3 separate regions of the Homo sapiens genome follow, and all the other regions are linked to region 2. A link is a loop called in an ENCODE intact Hi-C map of the cell type or tissue named here. Cell type or tissue: IMR-90. All regions are shown on one strand. Each heading gives the region's core, and the rest is flanking DNA. Links, peaks and the distances in the headings are about the cores only.

What was found. Hi-C counts contacts between places; a loop is a spot of excess contacts. Peaks named below come from ENCODE experiments on the same cell type or tissue, not always from the same donor. Only the 100,000 strongest peaks of a DNase experiment are listed, where the experiment ranks them.
Region 1: a loop joins it to region 2, with 2.1 times the contacts of the local background. A loop is called at or near these places in 23 of 110 quality-filtered maps.
Region 3: it touches region 2 in a loop (1.8-fold over the local background); 9 of 110 quality-filtered maps call a loop at or near these places.

The regions. Positions count from the first base shown.
Region 1 is chr11:35,006,981-35,012,124 of GRCh38, reverse strand. LOC105376626 (a long non-coding RNA gene) reads left to right here. Exons shown (of 4, transcript XR_001748180.2): 4 at 1-4,422. Among named protein-coding and RNA genes, the nearest start is that of MIR1343, 68 kb to the right of the region's middle. In IMR-90, for the core only: a CTCF peak has its summit at 2,533; a DNase peak (open chromatin) is centred at 2,534; H3K27ac peaks cover 272 bases.
Region 2 is chr11:35,304,816-35,307,315 of GRCh38, reverse strand. It overlaps SLC1A2 (solute carrier family 1 member 2), which reads left to right. Exons shown (of 11, transcript NM_004171.4): 5 at 1,074-1,242. Among named protein-coding and RNA genes, the nearest start is that of SLC1A2-AS1, 24 kb to the right of the region's middle. RefSeq lists an enhancer at 1,514-1,603. In IMR-90, for the core only: a CTCF peak has its summit at 1,338 (motif pointing right); no DNase peak of the experiment used is centred there; H3K27ac peaks cover 425 bases.
Region 3 is chr11:35,152,694-35,157,837 of GRCh38, reverse strand. The region is part of intron 1 of CD44 (CD44 molecule (IN blood group)); the gene reads right to left. Among named protein-coding and RNA genes, the nearest start is that of SNORD164, 7.7 kb to the left of the region's middle. In IMR-90, for the core only: no CTCF peak of the experiment used is centred there; no DNase peak of the experiment used is centred there; H3K27ac peaks cover 41 bases.

The sequences.
Region 1 (5,144 bases), core at 1,145-3,644, 300 kb after region 2:
TCTCACCTCAGCCTCCTGAGTAGTGGGGACTACAGGCATTCACCACCATGCCCGGCTAATCTTTTTTTTTTTTTTTTTTTTTTTGTAGAGACAGGTTTTTGCCATGTTGCCCAAGCTGATCTTGAACTCCTGGGCTCAAGCGATCCACTTGCCTCAGCTGGGACTATAGGTGTGAGCCACCGTGCCCACTCGAACCACTGGTCTTTTAATGTTTTCAGCTCCAGCTGGCAAACCCATTACCTGCTCTTCCTAGGCAGCATCCCTTGGTCACTATCCAGCCATCTGTTACTGCCAAAGCAAAAGTCCATGGCCCTCGAAGTGTGGGAACTCTGGCCATCGGCTACTTATCATTTTGCCCTCTGAAATCCTTATATTTCTTTCTGAATTCACACACTCAGAATTGGCAGTATATTCTTAAGCTATGAAGTCCTCCACTATATGCCCATCCCAAAAACCTAAGCGAGTAAGATTATTTAATCTAGGAAATGGTTATTTACTCTATAGAAATCTGATCTTCTCATTGCCCAATAACCATGGAATGCTGAAGAGTTGCCTCAGATGGCAGGGAGCCTGCATGCTAGCTCACACACTATCCCTAATAGCCATTTAATTTTGGGAAAAGACCCGTCTTTTCTCTGGACTTTAGTTTTCTCCTCTTTAGAAATAAGAAGCTGGTTAGCCAATCAGTCATGTCTCTTTCAGGTATATGTTCTACGCTTTGCAACTGCAAAGTTGACAATCTGAGAATGTGTGCACGCCAAAGGGGCTTAAAAAATAATATTATCTAACACTTAAGCACTTGATGTGTATTAACTCATTTAATCCTTCAATAACCATATGAGGTAGGTATTATAATTATTACCCCTATATTTTAGATGAGAAAAGAAGAAATAGAGAGAGGTTGAGTAACTTGACCCATTATCCAGTAGTTTTAAGGCTGGGGTTTGTATTTTTAACCACCATATGCAGGATAATGGGCAGATCTGAGGACTAAGCTTCCTTGACGTTTGCATGCTTAGAAGGTTACAGAGGGAGTGTGAGAATCACAGTTAATCTGCAAATCAATGGTATATACCGAAAATCAGGACAGGGGCCAGAGTGTCCTCACTGTTACCTGTTGGATTCCCTTGGCATTATTTAGTGCACAACATTACCATAGGAAAATCACAAGCACTTTTATGGCAATGGTGTAAATTAGGAGGATTCTGACAGTAAAGCCCAGAGTCATTCCAAGATAAAACGATCAGTTTGGGATCTCTTGGCCACCTACTGACCTGTCAGTGTATTGAGGCAGTTTGGGGTAGGAAGTATGTCAAATGATACTGGAGGAGGGAATACAAGAGGCCGGGCAGAGAGTGACTTATTTATTAATTATCTATTTATTTATTTTTGGTTGAGGCAGAGTCTCGCTATGTTGCCTAGGCTGGTCTCGAACTCCCACCTTGGCTCCCAAAGTGCTGGGATTACAGGTGTGAGCCACCATGCCCAGCCCCAGAGAGTGACTCTTGACTAGTTTGGAGAAATAAACTGACTTCAAGGGTCTTCAAAACACAGCCACTTGGAGGTCCTGACTGCCCTTTTCTGATCTCCAGCATGAGCCTCTGCAGAAGCAAGTGCCTTTCACTGAGTCTGACCCTAGCTGAGTGAGATCTTTGCAGAGGAAAGGACAACATGCTTATTTTTTTTAAATGGGCCCATAAGAACCCCGAAACCAAACAAGAAAATCAGGAAAGTTTCTTGTTAGTCTACTACAGACAGGTAGTGATGAGAACTTGGAATACTATCTAGATTCTGAGCTCATTGCTCTAGGGCCCAGGGTCCCAAATGGTGCCTCTTTTCAATGCTTATTTACCATAGTTTCATAGAAACATGACCAAGTGTCAGTTAGTTCTTTACCCTTCGGGTTTTTTCCATCATTAATCCTCTTGGCACAGGGTGGGGCTGAGCTGGGAACAATATCATATAACTCTAGTTGCAGCTGTCCTTATGCAAACCAGCATATCCGCAAGTTACCATGACCTTTTGGGGGAAACCAACATAACAGTGCTGGTGGACACAGCTTCAGGCTGCTAGAGGTCACTGATATGTACCATTGCAACTTGGAAGGAATTCCATATATTGATACTTTCTTTGATTCTATCAACCAAACGGCTTTGTGGGGCACATGCTATAGTACTGAATGAAATACCTTTCTTTCCCTTGAGCCAAAAGCACATAATAAGCTATAGATTCTTTGCTGCTATGCCATTGATTTACCTACTGTACTTTGTAACCCAGGAGGGCTATGAATCATCCTTCCTAATTTCAGCTTCACAAAACAGGTTGCTTTTAATACAATCTCTTCTTTATCTAGATTTATTTGTTCTGAACCCTAACACATTCTTAGGGCATTATTTCTTACTGAAGACAACTCTCCCTTAGTGTTTGTTTAATGGTAATTTTTTATTCAAGTTCTTCCTGGGTGTCCGCTTGCCCTTTAATTTTCTTTTTCACAGTGCTTTATATTCCTAGGAATACCTGAGTCACAAGTGGTCAGATTGCCAGCATTCAGCAATCCCAGGCAGGGGGCAGATTTTATTGCCTTTCTCTCTTCTCCTCCACGGGTTGCTCAACAGTGTTAACATTCTGATTTCTTTTAGGAGTGGAGCTCCAAGATAATCTCTTACCCTGCCCTTCTTACTCATTAACTTTAATTTCCAAAAAATGCCGCCGATACCATTCAAACACTAGTTCAGGAATTACCACGTGCTGGGCACTGTACTGGGTGCTGGAGATACTGAGAAGAAGAAACATGATCTGTTCTCAGGAAGCTCACAATATGGTGAATGTGATAATTAAGGTCATGATTAAACAAAGCAGGAAGTACTCCAAGAAAGGTGAGCAAGGCATTACAGGTATGCAGAGGATTGCTTGACCCAACCTGGAAGAATCCAGAAAAACTCATCCAAGGCTGGGCACAGTAGCTCATGCCTGTAATCCCAGCACTTTGGGAGGCTGAGGTGGGCGGATTGCCTGAGGTCAGGAGTTCAAGACCAGCCTGGCTAACATGGTGAAAACCCATCTCTACTAAAAATACCAAAAAATTAGCCAGTTATGTTGGCGTACGCCTGCAGTCTCAGCTACTCGGGAGGCTGAGGCAGGAGAATCGCTTGAACCCCCCGGGAGGTGGAGGTTGCACCGAGCCAAGATCATGCCATGCACTCCAGTCTGGGCAACAGAGGGAGACTCTGTCTCAAACAAAACCCATCCAAGAGCCAAGAAGAGGTTATGCTTGACCTGAACCTTAAAATACAAGTAGCTGTCATTTTGGGGGAGTCCAAACAATGGATGGGTTGATGTGGATACAGCAAAGGACATAATTAAAGAGTCATGGCCAGATCATGAAGGATTTTGTTCCTCGGGCTAAGAAATTTTAGCTTTACCTTAAAGTAGAGGAGCTACCAATTCCGAGCTACAGCGAGGAATCGTAATATAGCATTGTATCATGTATGAAAGGACAAAATTCATGCTACTTTCCTAAAAGTAAGATTCTGTGTCCCCGTTTGCTTCATCTAATATTGCTTCTTGGCCCCAGCAATAGCACACAGAGCACCGGAAAACTAGTTCAGGCTTATCACCAATTCCTGAAGCCAGTCTACCTCTCCAGGACACTTAGAGCCATGACCTTCTCCAAGCTCTCCAAGATCGCTGTGCTTGTTGCATATTCTGGTCTGCAGAAGGTGAAAGGGTACTAATCATCCTAGAAGCCTTCCTGGAACAGGATCTCTTTGCCTAGGGTCATAAAATGAGGGATCCAGATGGTACAGGGAAGTGTAAATGGCAGTTGGAGATGGGACAACAGTAAGTGCAGAGGCAGAGACACAGGTCAGCAGACCCCACATGTGACATGTCAAGTACAGGGAGTAGGGGAAGAGGTGGGAGACATGGTACAAGAAGTCAAAAGATCCACTGGTTCCCTGTATTCCATGAAAACGTTACTGTACAGAATATTACACATTTCCAAGTTGGAGACACTAAAATACAAAGGTACAAATTGTCTAAGCGCAGATATGAGGCAGTGGCAAATTAATAAAACAAATCACATGCCTGTTTCTAACCTGTTTACCATGGCCAAGAAGAGTCTGTGAAATCAAGTTAGACATTCTGTCTTTGAAATCATGCATTCACAGAACTTATGGAAGCTTTCAAGTGGAAATGTCTTTACTCTTTAAAAAAAAAAAAAAAGCTCAAGTAATGCCCTAATCATCTCTTATTATTGTTTGTATCTGCAGGATTTGGAAACTGCTCAGGAAAACAACTGGATTCCTAATAATCCCTGAACAATTCTTTTTTTTTTTCTTTTCCTGTGGACATTAGCCTTTTAATTTTTCCACAAGGAATTCTGGGCCAATTTAACTAATAAATAATAACAGAATTTTCTAAGTGCATGGTACTTTTGCTTTATCTGATTTCATGGCTTTCCTGTTCCATGACAACCCACTGTCTTTTCCCTCACATGTATGTTTTATGATGGTTTTTTCAGGCATTTGAAAAAGCTTTAACACTTTCACTCAAGCTAAGACACCTCAATTTTCATTAGTGACTTTATTGTCCAGGAGGTGTTACAGAGACTACCAAATAGTTTCAAAATTACTTGCTCAGTCACGATGCCCACAGTTGACTCTCAGCCTAGCAAAAGAGAAGAAAAGAAGTTCTTGTGTTTACTGTCCTGAACATACCCTTATGCTAGTATGCAATCTCCTCAGGTCCCCTCAATTAGGGTCACATTTCCGTTTTACAGTGATAATGCAAGAGACTCTGGGTACTGTTCAATGAATATAGGTTTAATGTAATATATGTATTTCTGCAAATATATATATATATATAAATGAGGATTTTGTAAGCACCATTTAAAATTACCTGAGGGGCATTTTCTAAGTAACTGTGAGTCTTTTTGTAAAGCAAAAGCCCTTTTAAAAAATAACATCATTCCTTATTTCATGTGTTCTAAGTTCAGGTTTTCATGGACTAATTTCAAAAAATGATGGAGGCCACCATTCTTTTTCATTTGTTGAGTAAGCTTTACACCAACACAAGAGGCCATCACGCTTTGCCCTTAAGCTTTACTTAACAACGATATTTGAGCATGTGGGCTACTGAGACAG
Region 2 (2,500 bases), core at 1-2,500:
AATTTGGATCTGAAATATAAGCAAATGCTCCTGCCATGGTGGCTGCTGGCAGCTGGCACTCTTGGTGCCCAGATGGAGATTTCCAGCTGAGCCTGGCTCTAGAAGGAGCCCAAACTGAGGCAGCCTGTGATACCCCTGTCCAGTGGGGACCAGGTAGAGGGGAAAACAGGTGGATCATGAGTTGCTGATCTGACCCCTGCCAAGGCTTCCTATTCTTAACCAGATCCAGGGCCCATCACAACTGGAAGGACCATCACAACTGGAAGGACCATCTAACTGGGTCTCACAATTGGGAAGAGCATCCAAGTTAGACATTTCATACTGTTTCTGAGCTACAATCATAGGAGTGAAAGAAGACATTTATCCCCCAAGTTTAAGCCTGTGTCCTATTATTGACTACAGTACTTATAGTACATTTGCAAATTATTTTCATACATTCTATATTTATGAAATTGTGTCATTTGAAGCAACATGGATAAGACTGGCGGTCGTTATCTTAGGTGAAATAAGCCAGGCACAAAAAGACAGATATTGCATTTCTCATTTATATGTGGGAGCTAAAATATTTGAACACATGGAAAAATAGTGGAAAAATAGATAACAGAGGCTAGGAAGGGTGAGTGGGGGGAAAGGGGAAGGACGAAGGGAAGTAGCTTAAAGGGTACAAACATACAGAAAGATAGAAGGAATTCATTCAATGTTTGATAGCAGAGTTGGATGACTGTACTTAAAAAATGCATTGTACTCAGATGTTAGACACCTTAAATGCCCTGATTTGATCATCACACATTGTATACATTAAAAAATTTATCATGTACCCCATAAATTTGCACAAATAAAAAATTGTGTAATTATCTGTGATTAGGACAATTGTATCTCACTGTGTATAATAAAACACCACTTTGTAAATATAGACATATAAAATATTCTCCAGTTTTCATAACCTTGTTTTGGCATTTCTTAATTATTGTTAACCTGTTGGGAACCTTAAAATATATGAGTAGCCAATCTTTTTTTTTTTCACCTTATAGGCCAAATCTCAGCTCTATGCCTTTTTTCCCTCACTCTGTTAGATTCAAACAGTGACGAAGAAAGTCCTGGTTGCACCACCGCCGGACGAGGAGGCCAACGCAACCAGCGCTGTTGTCTCTCTGTTGAACGAGACTGTGACTGAGGTGCCGGAGGAGACTAAGATGGTTATCAAGAAGGGCCTGGAGTTCAAGGATGGGATGAACGTCTTAGGTAGGCCAGCTGGTGGTCCGGGATTCTGCTTCCCTGGCAATGGCTGGGCTATCCTGCACTCCCTTTTCAGAAAACTGATGACTCAGCTGTCCTCTAGGTGGAGCAGGAGGCTCTCTCTGGGGAGCAATTTGAGGGTCACTGGGACTGAGAGCTGAGCGATTTAAGGAAGAGAGAGAAGGGCAGAGGAGACCATAAGGGGACAGGGCAGCAAGAAGCTGGGTATGGGAAAAAAGGAGGGAGCTCACCGTCATTGGGCACATTCCCTGACTCTCTGTGTGGTGTTAGAAAGTCACTTTCTCTGACTCTCTGTGTTATTAAGTGACACATCCATTGCTTTCGTTTCTTAAGCATTTTTTAAAAGCTGCCCCCATGTACTGGTGCTGTGCTAGGTGCGGGGGCTGGACCACCACAGCCCTTAGTCTGCAAACAAATGCAATGCTACCAGGATTGTAAAGTGTTGGAGTAGGTACCAAGGGAGCTTTACAGATTATCTTGTTATCTTGTTTTACTTTCTGGGATCCCAGTGAGCCCTTTCTCCTAGCCCAGTACCTTCTTAGCATGCCATCCTAGAGGTTTTTGGGCTCTGCAGTTGGGCAGACCTGGGTTTGGATCCAGTATGGGCCACTTACTGGTTATCTGACCCTGGGCAAGTTACTCCATTTCTCTGAGCCTCATTTGTAAAATGGAAATAGGATTGGCATCTATTTTGTAGATTACTGTGAGGATGAAATGTGATTGTGCATATAGGGCACAGTAGCACATGCCATGTGCTCTCTCCGTATGAGCTGTGATCATTATTCAAAGTGGGTGGAGAGCTGAGGAGTTCAGTAAGAAAATACCTCCATGAGGGACAGAGGTTTATTACCATGTGAGCGGCTCTAGTCTGCCCAGTTTGCTCCCCTCCCACTCAGTGGGTCCACTCCCTTCCGTAACCTCCATCCATCACTAGAATGGTGTCCCCGAGACAGGAAATAGGGGCATTTGGCCAAAACCTGGGAGAAATGGTGAATCTGGATGGATGAAGTATGTTTATTTATCCAAGCACAATTTCTAAAGGTTTGGATGACAGCTACTTAGAGATGAATGAGCTCAGTAGTCCTTTCACGTTGTCATCTGAAAGATCACATGGCCTTGTCTCCTTAGTTGGGTTGTCAGATAAAATACAGAATGCCTGGATAAATTTGAATTTTAGATAAAAAGCAAATAGTTTTTTAGTGTAAGTCACAAATATTGCATGGGACATAATAATACTAAAAAA
Region 3 (5,144 bases), core at 1,432-3,931, 150 kb after region 2:
CCCAACAGTCCTGTCTCTAGAGGAAAAATGTTTCCTCCTTATCCCTCACACTTATCCTGAGTGGGCAGATGTTGCATGTGTTCAGCTTCCCTTGGGGTGATGCCCTTGCAGGAAACTGTGGAAGAGATGATTTCTTAGATGATGCCAGCCAAGGAAGCAGGTACAGGGACTGGGGTGGCTCACAGCTATGAGGAGGAAGGAGGGAGTGAGAGAAGATGTGGCCTGTGTATTGACTCTCCTCTGCTTTTCAAGCACTTGTCTCTTATTCCAATAGAAACAGATAGGTTAAAAGATGATAGATATAGATAGATGATAGATATAAATAGATAAAGATAGAGACAATTAAGAGATAGAGATAGATATATGGCAGATAGATGATAGATATAAATAGATAAAGATAGAGATAATTAATAGATAGAGATAGATATATGACAGATAGATGATAGATGGAACATAGAATACAGACAGATGATAGATAGATAGATAGATAGATAGATAGATAGATAGATAGATAGACAGACAGACAGATAGATGGATAGATGATAGACAAGGTTTTTTAAGAAGTTGAGTTTGGAACTCACAGGATGCATCCACCATGGTAAGTCACAATCCCATCAAAATCACCCCAATACTGAAGTGGATATGGGGACTTCAAAAAGGAGAATCCAAATTCAGTGTCTCCATGTGCTGGGCACTGTGCTAGGAAAAGATCCAGGCATTGAATAAAGCAGACAAGGTCACTGTCTCGATAGAGGTTATGGACCAATAGAGTAGACAGGCTATTTCTTTTCCTAATTTTTAATAGAGACAGGGTCTGGCTCCATCACCCAGGCTGGAGTGCAGTAGCACAATCTTAGCTCAGTGTAACCTCAAACTCCTGGGCCCAAGCACTCCTCCCACCTCAGCCTCCTGAGCAGCTGGGACTACAGGTGCATGCCACCATGCACAGCCAATTAAAAATATATTTTTGTAGAGACAGGGTCTCACTATGTTGCCCAGCAACCTCTGCAAACCTCTGCTGTCAAAGTAAGTCTTTTGCCTCAGGCTCCCAAAGTGCTGAATTACAGGCATGAGCCACTGACAGACATTAAACAAGTTGACAACACAGCATGATAAATGTAACAGACACATGAGGTGTAGTTGGAGCCAAGCTCAGTGGAAAGGGAAGCCTTTTTTCTCAAGTCCTGTGCTGTCCCCAAAGGAGATCTGTCTCTCTAAGGAAATGTCACTGCAGCTGAGAACTGAAGGATGGATTAGGAACCAGCCGGCCAGTCTAATGCTCAACAAGGCTCATGATCAGGAAATTCACCCTCAAAAGAAACATACACCATTTTGGTTTAGAATCAAATGGTTTAGAATCCATTTCCTTTAGATCGTTCATCATTAGATACTGAAAAGAACCGGCACCCTTCCTGCCTAAGACACAATCACATCCTTCAGGTCCATTTTTAAACATCTCTGGATGCAGTCATCACAAATCCTTTAACTATATTTAGGTGATAAAAAAGGAATGGGAAACAAAATCCTGAAGACTTCCTCCCATGATGTTGGATTCATGAGCTAACTGTGTGGAGGCAGGGGACTGGCTCAGAAAACCCTCCTGTTCATTTTTGGGTTCATTAAAAAGTTGAGATGCTAGACCCTTAAGCTTTGGACTCAAACTATTAGGAAGGACTTTTTCCTGCCTATGAAAGAGCAATTTTTAATATAAAATCCAATAGTCAATTCCAGACCCCTTGAAAGTAAATCAGGTATATTGGGAGCAAATGATGTCCATGGTGACATGGACATCAGCTCTGGGGTAGAAACTAGAATTCAAATCCTGAATTTGCACTAATTAGCTGTGATCTTGACCTTTCATAACCTTGCAGAAGTCATTAAACTTTCATCCCATACAGGAGGCCAGTAATGCCAACCACGATGTTAATATGAGGGCTGCTTTAGATAATGGAACCGAAAACACTTCACACACATTAATGCACTCTAAGAGTGCAGTAGAAAAGGGAAGACGGCCATTTCCCTTGAGGGTCATCATCTCATAATTTAGAGAAAGAAATGCTCATTCAGGTTCGTAGGAATTCTTTTTTAATGGATGACTCTAGAGCAGCGGTCCTCATGCATGGTGTAGCTCCAACAGTGCTGAGATGGGTTGCAAGTAATGAGTTTCTAATAATAAAGTACTCAAGTGTGCAGAAGACTGGCTATTTCTTGTAAATTATAACAGATTTAAGATTATTCCCTGATATAATTCTCTTTTGTAGAAGACAGGAAAGGATAAAGTTTTAGGTATTATCATTGAGTATAAGCCACAGACCATCTAAACCTCAAACTGCAGTGTGTCCCCCATGTGAGCTCTACCCATGAGGCATGTCTTTTCAGAAAAAGGTTGAGGGTGTGGCACAGAGGCACAAAAACTTAGCTTTGCCTTCTTTCCTTAGCCCAAATAGTCTCAAACCACAACTCTAGCAGGTAAATGGACTCCCTTACTCATTGTAGCCCACATTGTTACCAATGCAAAAAAAGTTATTCTATTCTACCTGAAGTGCAATTTTATTCAGAAACCCTGAATTTGTGCTTCAGGACAGGTGAGACCTCAAATCCCAGCTCCAGTGGGTGGATCATGATTGGTCTAAGTCAAGCACTGTGGTCCAAGCTCTTCTTGCCAGTGATTGGTTAGGTGTGGGCATGTGACCCCATTCATCCAATGAGAAATAAGGAGAGGTCAATTAAGGACTTCCCAAAAAGCCGCTCCTCCAATTTTAGAAGAGATGTTTGTGAATATACACTCTTTCTTCTGCTGCTAAATATTGATTTTTTTTTTCCTAGGATGCCTGGAACTGTGGGATTTAGTTTAGGAACATGAGGGGTGCTAAATTGCAGGAAGACACTGGGAGTGGCAGAATTGAAAGTTGGAAAAATAAACCTGAGTCTTGATAATATCATTGACTTCCTGGAATCATCCCAGACTTCTTGCCCTGGGAGGTAATATTTTATGAGAGCTGATTGTTCTGTTACTTACAGAAATATTCAGCTGGTATGTACAGATAGGGATATACCAAAATATACACAACAGATAACAATCACACGAGACACATGATGGTTTGATGCATAGATGGGTTGTAGCTTAAGTTCAATCATGATACCTATAACTCCATCTCTGTCTCTCCTGCCCAATAAAGCCAATTTGAGTAAAAGTGAGTGAGAAAGATGTTATCATCGTCATTGAGAGAATAAACTTTATTCTCATTTACAAGACATAGTTGTTTACAACCAAGCATTTGAATTAGCTAGTGCCTATACTCTACTAATTTTTAAATATTTCTATTATGACATGTACTTGCATCTGAAGGCATCTTAAATGATGTTTTTGTTTTTGTTTTGTCAGCACAACTATCTCGCTGTTCTGAAAAAGTCTACTCTTGTCTCCAAGAAGTCACCAGAAGCAAGGAGCTAAAGGACTGAGGCCCTAGGAGCCAAATGGTTGTACATTCGTATCCCAGAGTTTGTCCTATTCCTCCTGCCTGACCCCAAAAGAGGCACCTGTATGACCTTGAAAGACACCCTGTAAACCATCCCCTAAATGTACACTAATAAAACCCTAGGCCCAAGCTTCAGCCACAAGATCAAGGAACTTTCAACGAAATGGATAAGATTTGTCTCTAAACCAATGCTTGACACTCAAGATCCCTAAGTAAATTATGAATTTTCCCCAGTAGCTTAAAATAACTTCTATACCATATGACACTTTTTGCTTCTCCAGAATTTTTGTTTCCCTTCTCCCCAAATGTGTGCTTCTAAAATCCTGAGTCAGCTTAGAGGTTCTCATGATTTTCTTCCCACCACTATTACAGGGCAGACATGATAAACCACTTGCTTTCAGAATTTTGAGGAGTAAAATTTTTTTTCTTGCTTTCTTACTCAGAAGACCCAATGGTGAGACAGTGAGAGGGCTGGTACAGCTCTGAGAAGTCTGACAACAAGGGTCCTCAAGGAATTGTGGGGATCCTGGAGACATGGTTACTGCTATTCATCCAACAGGTCCTGGGAGGCTTTCCCTGGTGCTTTAAATCAGATGAGATCTCCCTATTATGCTCTCACAAGATCCAGTGCTTCTCCTTCATAGCACTTACCACAAGTGTAATTAAACAAAGGCATCATTAGTTGTTTACTGTCTGTCTTCCAGATAGACTGTAAGTTCCAGGAGAGAGGAGACTATGCCTCTCTTGTCTACAGTGGTATCCCCAGTGCCTAGCAGAGCACAGATATTGGTGTTCAACTAGTATGCGTTGAGTGAACAATTGAATAATTTGAAAACCATTGATTGTTGACTCAACTCACAAAATTGCTCAGAGAGTCTGGGCAAGTCAAAGGTCAGGTTGCTGTGGGCCTTATGGTTTCCAAATGCTCATTAAGTCAAAAAGGATAAAAAAATACCAAATATGGGTGTGCAAGACTGTGCACAGGGAACCAGTTCCAAGCACAGTGAGGGCTCCAGTGCAGTGTAAACACCTACGCCATTTCCCACTGTGCCACTAAAAAATCCATTACCCTATTATCTTCTTCTCATTTTGTACTCCAAGTCTTCTTGTCCTGATCAGATCATTGTCTTCTTGTTTAGTTAGTGTCCTCTCCTTTATCGTCTCAAAGGATAAAATGAAAGGAAACCGGACAAGTCAGAAGACCACGGTTTTGCCACCAATTAGTTTTGTGACCTTGGGAAAGTCACTTGCAGCCCTTGAGGCTTCCTTATCTTTCCAATCAAACAAGTTGGCTACATAATTCCTAACACCCTTTCCCATTCTGACATGCCCTGTTATCAGACCACGATAACTTCCTTTCTCTTTTTCTCCTCTTCTCCCTCTTTGAACACATATTTTGGTGTTGCTGCATGGGCCCAGCTCAGTTTATACCTTCTAAGCTGTCCCGTCAGCACTAGCAAAGCATCTGATGATTATCCCATTCCCACCTCTAGCCCTTTATTGAGTTATCCCAGCAAGGGCACTGAGAGCTGGCACTGAGAGCAAGGGCAGGCTGAATGCATTTGCAAGCCTTAGGAAGTGGCACAACCAAGAAGCCTGAGCCAATACTGGGCCCACCTAGATAAGGAGGGAATGGCAGCTTGGAGGAGACTGCTGAGCATTCCA